2 separate regions of the Homo sapiens genome follow, and region 1 is linked to region 2. A link is a contact called in ENCODE Hi-C or POLR2A ChIA-PET data. All regions are on one chromosome and are shown on one strand. The core of a region is the stretch at or near the end of the contact, and the rest is flanking DNA. Distances in the headings are between cores, read along the strand shown. Region 1 overlaps LAMA2 (laminin subunit alpha 2). Region 2 overlaps LAMA2 (laminin subunit alpha 2).

The links. A loop is a pair of places that touch in the nucleus more often than their neighbours do. ChIA-PET counts read pairs that join two places held with the same protein, here RNA polymerase II (POLR2A). Pooled maps may share reads with other maps.
Region 1: a map of dorsolateral prefrontal cortex shows a loop between it and region 2 (2.1-fold over the local background). The contact joins two enhancer-like sites. A Hi-C loop is called at or near these places in 2 of 168 maps with a recorded cell type or tissue (dorsolateral prefrontal cortex and naive thymus-derived CD4-positive, alpha-beta T cell) and 5 of 50 pooled maps. POLR2A ChIA-PET finds 5 or more read pairs at or near these places in 1 of 52 experiments (WTC11).

The regions. Positions count from the first base shown.
Region 1 is chr6:129,278,945-129,283,100 of GRCh38, reverse strand. It overlaps LAMA2 (laminin subunit alpha 2), which reads right to left. Exons shown (of 65, transcript NM_000426.4): 18 at 2,954-3,040. Among named protein-coding and RNA genes, the nearest start is that of LAMA2, 400 kb to the right of the region's middle. Within about 2 kb of position 2,225, at least 3 of the 41 ENCODE cell types and tissues checked have a DNase peak (open chromatin) inside an H3K27ac peak, as active enhancers do; they include dorsolateral prefrontal cortex, where a contact is called at or near this core.
Region 2 is chr6:129,368,580-129,372,935 of GRCh38, reverse strand. It overlaps LAMA2 (laminin subunit alpha 2), which reads right to left. Exons shown (of 65, transcript NM_000426.4): 34 at 2,946-3,044. Among named protein-coding and RNA genes, the nearest start is that of ARHGAP18, 340 kb to the left of the region's middle. RefSeq lists an enhancer at 1,936-2,445. Within about 2 kb of position 2,360, at least 4 of the 41 ENCODE cell types and tissues checked have a DNase peak (open chromatin) inside an H3K27ac peak, as active enhancers do; they include dorsolateral prefrontal cortex, where a contact is called at or near this core.

The DNA of each region.
Region 1 (4,156 bases), core at 976-3,475, 90 kb after region 2:
ACCTCAAAAATAGTGGTGTTTTGGCCCTAAGTGAATGTTTTCCAAGCTGTAACTAGTGTTCAACTTGTGACAGAATACCAATCCATGTTTTGTTGTATCTTGTTTGGCCATTCCCCTGTTCACTGTTTCTCTTCACCCCCTCGATTCAAGAAGCAAGGCCATCTTGTGCTACATGTTTGAATGAAGGGATTTGACAGGGCAAAAGGCAGAGACATAGGAATCTGCCAGACCCCGAGCTCTGAAAGCCACCAGTTCCACAAATGTAGCTCATCCTTTTTCAAATAGAAAATGGGATGGATTTGGAAAGGCAGATGGAAAAATGATGATGGTAGAGATGTTGGTGGGTCTTAGCATGGAATGAAAGAAGCTGAATGATTCCTGTGCCTCTAAGAATGGAATGAAAGTAGTTGAGAGACTTTCTAGACCTGAAAGGAAAGGTAATTAGGAGGACGGAGAAAAAGGGATAGGTCAGCAGAAACATGCTTGGGTGAAATACTCAGTACTGGCTGGCCCTATCACATGTCCCCTTGCTCAACATATACACACAGACATTATACCCTCCCCTCTACCCTTGCATATAAGGCCTTTGGTACTAGGTAAGCTTAATAGAACTTTGATTCTAGCTGGGAGAGAGGAGAAGAAAACAACTTGAAATGGGCTCAGATTATGTTTCTAAGACCTCACAGTTCCCACATATAGAGAAAGGGGTCTCAAAATAGAAATTAAATTGTGATAAAGACTATAAAGTTATAACTCTTGTCCCACCTGAGCTGTAGTCTGAGATATATTCTTGCTATATAGTTAAAGCAGAGGGTTTATGGCCACATAAGTTTAGGAAATGCTGAGCTAAACAAATTGAACAGATTTCTTAATTACACACTGTAGGACATGCCAGAACTTTTAACATGCAAATGGATGCTTCCCAAACTCATGTGATCACAGAATTCTTTATTCCAGGAACATCTACAATTTGGGAAATGTTGATTTAGTTTTTAAATTCTGGTCTTATTTAGATGATGTGCATAAGCTGATCACACAAATCACTTACAGAATGGTTTTGATTACAAGATTTTTAATGCAACCAGTATCTCCTCCTTACCCTGACCCTTATCTTCCCTCTCTTCTACTTCAACAGGCACATCTCAAACAAAAAATGTTTCCCTCATATTTTAGATCTATCTAAGGTGTTCTTTTGGCTTACATAAATACAATGAAATTATAAATCTTAAATATTCCTGGAAAACCCTAATCTAAATTCTGGCTAGAAAAATATGGTATCAACTGTGGAAAAACTTGAGCTGGAGATAAAATATGCCATTCATTACACTGCATATGCATGTTGCCATCTTCTGAATCAGATTAATACAGATTTTAGACAGGAAATCATACTTTCTGTCAGGTATTTCTCTCCTTGGTGATTTTTACTATTCAAATGGAATTCTCCCAAGAATACAAGCAACCATCCTCACTTGCATTAAAGAAAGATGTGAGGTGCTGAGGGCAAGGATGGGAAAATGCATCTATTTATATCCAATGTCTAGCCTTGTACCCAGCACATGGTAGTTGCTAAACAGATGTTTGTTAAATAAAATGTAGGGTTTTAAATTATAGATGGTTCAGAAACTATTGTCTAACATGTATAGGGAGTATAGTACATAAAGCAAAGCAATATAAGTACATCAGAGATTATGCTCACCTAGATAAGTGGATTTAATAGCCTTGTATGACAGAGCAGCTGTCATTTTCCAGTTGCTAAAAAAAGGTTGCCTGTAGTGAACTGGGGGGTTTAGGCACTTGATGTAAATCTGTCTTGGCAATGATATGTTCTCCTATTATAGTAAGTAATATGCACATGCCTTTCTTTAAACACACACACAGACACACACACACAATTAAAGATATCTAGTTTCTTGATTGCAAATAAATGCTGCTTGTTTCATTTTTTTTTCTTTCATTCCTAATTTACAGATGCTTCCATACTCACAAATAGTACTTGTTGCTGCTAGGAACTGTCATTGGCACTTTGTCCACAGACTGCTAGTTGCTAGCTAAATTCTCTCTGGGTGATAGGCTCCTGCTTCATTAATTTTATGCATCCTGGTTGAAACAGGGGTGATAGCTGCCAAGATGACAGGAAAAGACGGGCAGAAACAGCCCTCTTCAGGGTTAGCCTCAGTGATGATGAGTGAAAGTAGGTCACTTCCTTTGCACCCCTCCCTCCCAGGAAGGGTGGCAGCAGGGACTATTTCCAGTGCTGAAACCAGAGGGAGGTTTTTGTTTTTGGCAATGATGTCAAGGGGGAAGTTTGTATCACTTTTATGCTGAGGCTGAATATATAGAAGAATTATTTCTTCAAAAACATTTCAGAAGGAAATATAATCACACAAATTACATAAAATAATACTCTTGTTTCTGCTGCAAAGCAACCCAGTAAAATCAACAGGAATTAAAATACTGGTTTAGGAGCAATTAGAAGAGGATATAAATCATGATAATAAATTACATTTTGTTTCTATTTTCAAGTATATTTAAAGTAAATTATGAACCACTTGCTGAACTATGAACTATGCATTTAAGCTACATTTTAAGGACAAAAAGCTAATTATGAAAAATAAATGGTGCCTACACAGACAGTAAGATAAATCTTAAAGTGCATGACTTTCCACTTGAGCAATGCTTTCTACAAAGATTGTAGGTTAATACTTAACCTTTAAGATTAAAACATTAATCAGATATTCTCTGAGTGAATGAAGATTTATGAAGCAATTTCTGAAAAATAAATAAATTACAAAAATATAATGCATTTGTTTGACAAGTGCGTTGAGAAACTTTATTTCACCTCATTGAGTGTGGCCTTTTTTCTCCAAAGGATGATGCAAAGGATGATTGTATCTGCGGTTTTATAACTCCCAAGGTAGAAATCATTTTGCAAGACAGTGTAGTATACTCTTACCTCTCACAGCGTGGTCCTGTGTACCCGACAGGGCATCCATCACAGATCAATCCAAGACTCCGGTCTAAATGGCACGTTGGGCTAAAGCTATGTTGATGTTGTTGCGGAAAACAGGGACAAGGAAGAAGGACATACACAAAGTCATTAGCATTTTCTCATTTCTCTCTCTCCACTACTGCTCTGACAAAAGAGTACAGGCTGGTCATTCTCACCCCAGAGACAGAGATTAGGGTCTGGCCAATGGAGGATGAAATGACATTGCTATTTCTGCAGACGTGAATATAGCCCAGTGGAGAGCAGTATCCCTGTGACATGTTATTAACTGACTTTCGACTGCTCTGAGTAGTGATCATCAGTAACAAGTGGAAATGTATAGCTGCTTTTTAGAAATTCCTCCAGGCCTGGCACATATGCAGCCTCACATACTTTCTTCTGTAGCCAAATCCCTCTGAATTTGAAGCAGCCTGGAGAAATTTGTTAGTGATTTTGGAAATCTCAGTATGTGGTAGTGGTGGTGGCAGTGCTTCCTTCTTCAGCTACTGCCATAGTGGGGCGTGCCTGTGTGCAGGCTGCGGCATGTGCTTCCTTGCAGGTATGCCCTCACACTGATGGAATCCTCAGGAAAGCTTTCAGAAGAGATCAAGTGTGCATATTCTACCTAAACTTATCATAAACCTAACCAAACAAAAGCAACCTTGCCATCTCATACCCTCTGGCATGTTTCAAAATTCACTTCTCTCTTTGCACATATTTCTAATTTGGGTCTGAAGCAATAGAGCTGAACACCAGATGAAGAACCAACAGAGAACTCAGGTGCTAGCTTTAGCTTTCAGCAACATGTTTCACTCCAGCCATGCTTCTTTGCCTTGTGAGAGGCACCTCTCATACATGAACCCCTACCCCAAGATTGACACACGGTAATGCGTTCTCGACTGGCTCTCTGAAGGGCCATCAACCATTTTGAATTCTGTAAGGTCTGTTGCGCTACCGTTTTAAAGGGAAATGCCCTCAATTAATCTTTCTCTTATTATGTTTTCCCTAAGTAGATTTGTTTTCTATTATATATGACAGGGCAATTCAATAGAGACTTGCTTGATGGCTAAATGAATTAAAGACATAACAACAAATTAAACATTCCAAGTCCTGATTTGATCCTGCTCCTGACACTTGAATTACTTTGAAATACTTTCTTAACTTTGGTGC
Region 2 (4,356 bases), core at 1,111-3,610:
CAGATGGCAAATAAGCATATGAAAAGATGCTCGACATCATATGTCATTAAGGAATTGCAAACTAAAACAAGAATGAGATACCATACACACTTATTAGAATGACAAAATCCAAACACTAAAAACACCAAATGCTATTGAGGATGTGGAGCAACAGAAACTCTCATTTATTGCCGGTGGGAATGCAAAATAGAAAAGACCATTTGGAATACATTTTGGTAATTTCTTTCAAAACTAAATATACTCTTACCATACCATCCAGCAATCATGCTCCTTTATATTCACCCAAATAGGTTGAAAACTTAAGTCCACACAAAAGTCTGCACAAAGATGTTTACAGCAACTTGATTCATGCTGCCAAAATTTGGAAGCAACCAAGATGTCCTTCAGTAGGGGAATGAATAAGTAAACAGTGATATGTCTAAACAATGAAATATTATTCAACACTACAAAGAAATGAGCTATAAAGTCATGAAAAAATATGGAGAAACCTTAAGTGTATATTACCAAGGGAAAGAAGCTAATATGAAAAAGTACCACACTGTATGATTCCAGCTATATATTCCAAAAAAGGCAAAACTATGGATGTAGTAAAAATATGAGTGGTTGCCAGGGGTCAAGGAAGAGGGAGGTATGAATAGGTGAAGCATAGAGGAGTTTTCGGGCAGTAAAACTTTTCTATATTTTACAACAACGGTGGACACATGTCATAATGCATTTTTCCAAACCCATAGAATGTACAATACCAAGAGGGAACCCTAATGTAAACTATGGACTTTGGGTGATGAGGAGGTGTCAACTTAGGTTTATCGACTATAATAAATGTACCATTCTGGTGGGGAAGGTTGTGGGGGCAGGGAGTAGATATGAGAACACTCTGAACTTTACACTCAATTTTTCTTTGAACTTTAAGCTGTTCTAAAAAATAAAGTCTGTTTAAAAAACATAGCATGAGACAATCTGCTGGAAAGGGTAAAGAGTATAGGTTGAGACATAATAAAGATCTGACACTCTTAATGAAATACTTCTTGTGGCCAGGTGCGGTGGCTCATGCCTGTAATCCCAGCATTTTGGGAGGCCAAGGCAGGCGAATCACAAGGTCAGGAGTTCAAGACCAGCCTGACGAACATGGTGAAACCCGTCTCTACTAAAAATACAAAAAAAATTAGCCAGGTGTGGTGGCACACACCTGTAATCCCAGCTACTTGGGAGGCTGAGGCAGGAAAATCACTTGAACCCGGGAGGCGGAGGTTGCAGTGAGCCAAGATCGCACCACTGCACTCCAGCCTCGGCGACAGAGCAAGACTCTGTCTCAAAAAAAAAAAAAAAAAGAAATACTTTTTGTGTCTCTAACGTCAGATCATTAGACTATACTAAGCCAATGAGGGCAAGGACTGCGCAGTTTTGCTCACACTTCTATCCCCAGTGTCATAATTCCTAGAACATGAGAGACTCCCAAAAAGTATTAGTTAAGTGAATGAATGAATGAAATGCCATTTATTACATGAAATTTTTTCTAATTACCCCTAAGCAGATGAAATTATTCTATTATTAAATATTTCTCCAGAATTTCTTCCGACTTTATTTTATTTCATGTTTTATTATATACCTGCATGCAGTTGTCTAATATGGTCCTCCATACACTTAAATGCTGATGTACACACACACACACACACACACACACACACACATCTCAAAGTTCTTTGAAGACAGATTGAGCCTCATTCATATTTTTCATCTGCCAACACGTAACTTAGGCTTTGTATGTTATGAACATTTATGTGTGCTTGTTAAATTGATTTATTCTACCATGACCTGTTAGAAAATTCTTATTTATAACAAATATGAATTATTTCATATTAAATTAATATGAGATAAATGCACTCAATTTAATCTAATGTCTACATACATTTGGCAAGAAACTCCGTGTTGTATCTGTACATTCTATATTGTTGCTATGAGATTCTGAAAAAGTGTTTAGTATGCTATTGTAACATCAGGGCCGTTGTTTAGCATTATGTGCTCAGAAGCCTATTTGATTTTCCTGTGGATATTTTCCTAAACCGACAGCAGGCTATGTAGAAAAAGTACTGGGCCAGTGGGAATCTTGAGACTGGGTCCAGCTTAAGTCCCTGAGTTTAGCAAATTGTATGGCCATTGTTAATTCGTTTCACTGTCATGGCCCGAGGCAGCTCTTCTTTAAAATACAAAGTGGACTCGATAATCCCCAGGAACCTTCTAGCTCCAATACTCTTTATCATTTAAAGCTCTTAGATAATCAAATTAAATCCGTACTTTGCAGCCCCGTTTCTAGCTTCATGCATATTTCTGGCCACAAGATGGCGGGCTTTATGTTGTTTTCTTCATTCTCTAACTGCAAAAAGTTTTTAATACCATCGCAGTTTTGAAAATTTAAAATTTCCAATTCTTTAAAAAGCCTGATAAATGCAACATGGACTTTACATTCTGACTTTAAAAAGTGTCTTAAGCACTTTGGAGTCTCACAATAGAGAAGATTTCCTCTTTTGTGTGGAAAGACTGATTTACACTGTATTTCTATACTAATGCAAAAATCCCACGATGAGATGAAAGAGACCACAAGCATTTTCATTTGTTTTTCTTTCTCTTTACACAATCAAAGATAGTGCTTTTGGAAATCAGAACAGATACAAACTTTACCACGGAGGCTACTGAATAAAGTTCTCAAAATACACTGTCATTCTGGACTTTTTAGCCATTGACAATTTCCAGGTATCCCCAATTTTTCTGCGTGCTACTGATTTCTATGATTTGATTTGAAGCAGAATTAGCAAGTCAGAATACATCTATTTTATATACCAAATTGGGAATTAGGAAGAAGGTGATTTGCATTTCAGAACTTTGAAGTAATTTTCCTTCATTGACATAATCTATCTGCTTTCAGAAGATTCATAATTTTGCCACCTTACCCTGGTCAGCAGCTCGTTCATTTCGGTCACGAGTGTATTCAGATTGCCCTCTGCCAGCTGAATAAGCCTCTCTGGGGCCCGCTGAGGTGACAGCAAGTGCTGAAAAAGATTCCATCCCATAAACATTTTTAGTAAATGGCCTTGCAGTGATAGTGTTCGACAGAACACATTTTTGTATATAAAAGGAACTTAGCCTTCTCACCTTCAAAGAAAAGATAAGGAAACTATTTCAACTGGGCACTTACACATTGAGTGTCATGCCAAATATTCAGGCAAATAATAAAAATTGCAGTGACTTATTGAGAAATTACTATGTGCCAGGCTTTTTATGTTTTGTTTTTTCATTTAATTTTCACAACAGCTCTATGGGGGGTAAGCATTATTCCATTTCATGAAAGAGCAAACTGTCTTGAAGACAGTTAAAAATGTGCACGAGATCACACAGTCAGTAAGGGGTAGAGTTAAGATAAACTCCTTGCCTGGCCCATTTAAGGCTCCCATTCCAATTAACAGAGACACAGATCACAGGTAAAAAAGAGAACGGCAGGCCTTAACATAGAGACCTGGCTAGGCGCTAACTAACTGGCCTGTCCTCGGTGTTGCTAGGAACTGGCCTAACAGCAGGGCCATATTTTTTTCCTATGGAACATAAATAATCTCATAGGACACTAAATTAGACAAGGTCACTCTGAACCAGTGATGAATGAAACAGAAAAAAAGAGACTACCCTGTAATGTCTAAGCGCAGACAAAACCATAGCGGGTTTTGTGTAGACCACAAAACTACCCCAACCTCCCATTTCCTGGCTAATATGAATGAACACTGCCTCCTTATTAATCATAGCTTTATCCTCCCTCTGTTCTTCCTTCCCTCTAGATAGGATTCACAAAATACTCACAGAATTACTCCCACTTCTGAATAGCACCCAGTTGAGTGCTAACCTTAAGTTATCTAGCACAGCCTCAAATACTAGAAGTTATTCCTAACACCTTCTTATTGAGACAGCCCACAATTCCCCCATGGTGTTCAGTGCCCCTTGTTGCAACAAGTTAATAAATCCCACTTTGTTCCATCACATGTGTGTCCTTGATGGTCTTTGGCTGAAGCTTGGGGAGCACTGACATAGTTAAAGAAATTGAGCAAAGAGGTGAAATAACTTAAGTTTTTATAATACCAGAAGGTGATCCTCAGTATACAAATGTCAAGTGAATGATGGAAGAAGAACAAAATAAAAAATCAAGAAAGACTAGAATTTAAGGATAATCCAGGTCATCTGGATCAATATCCAGCCAGAAGTGGATGGGTCACTGAATCCCTTGGCTTAGAAGATGTTCACAAATTGGAGCCTCTTCTATAGGATCCTCTTTACTTCATCATCCATTGCTTAAGTATTAGTTTTAAAATGTTTCAT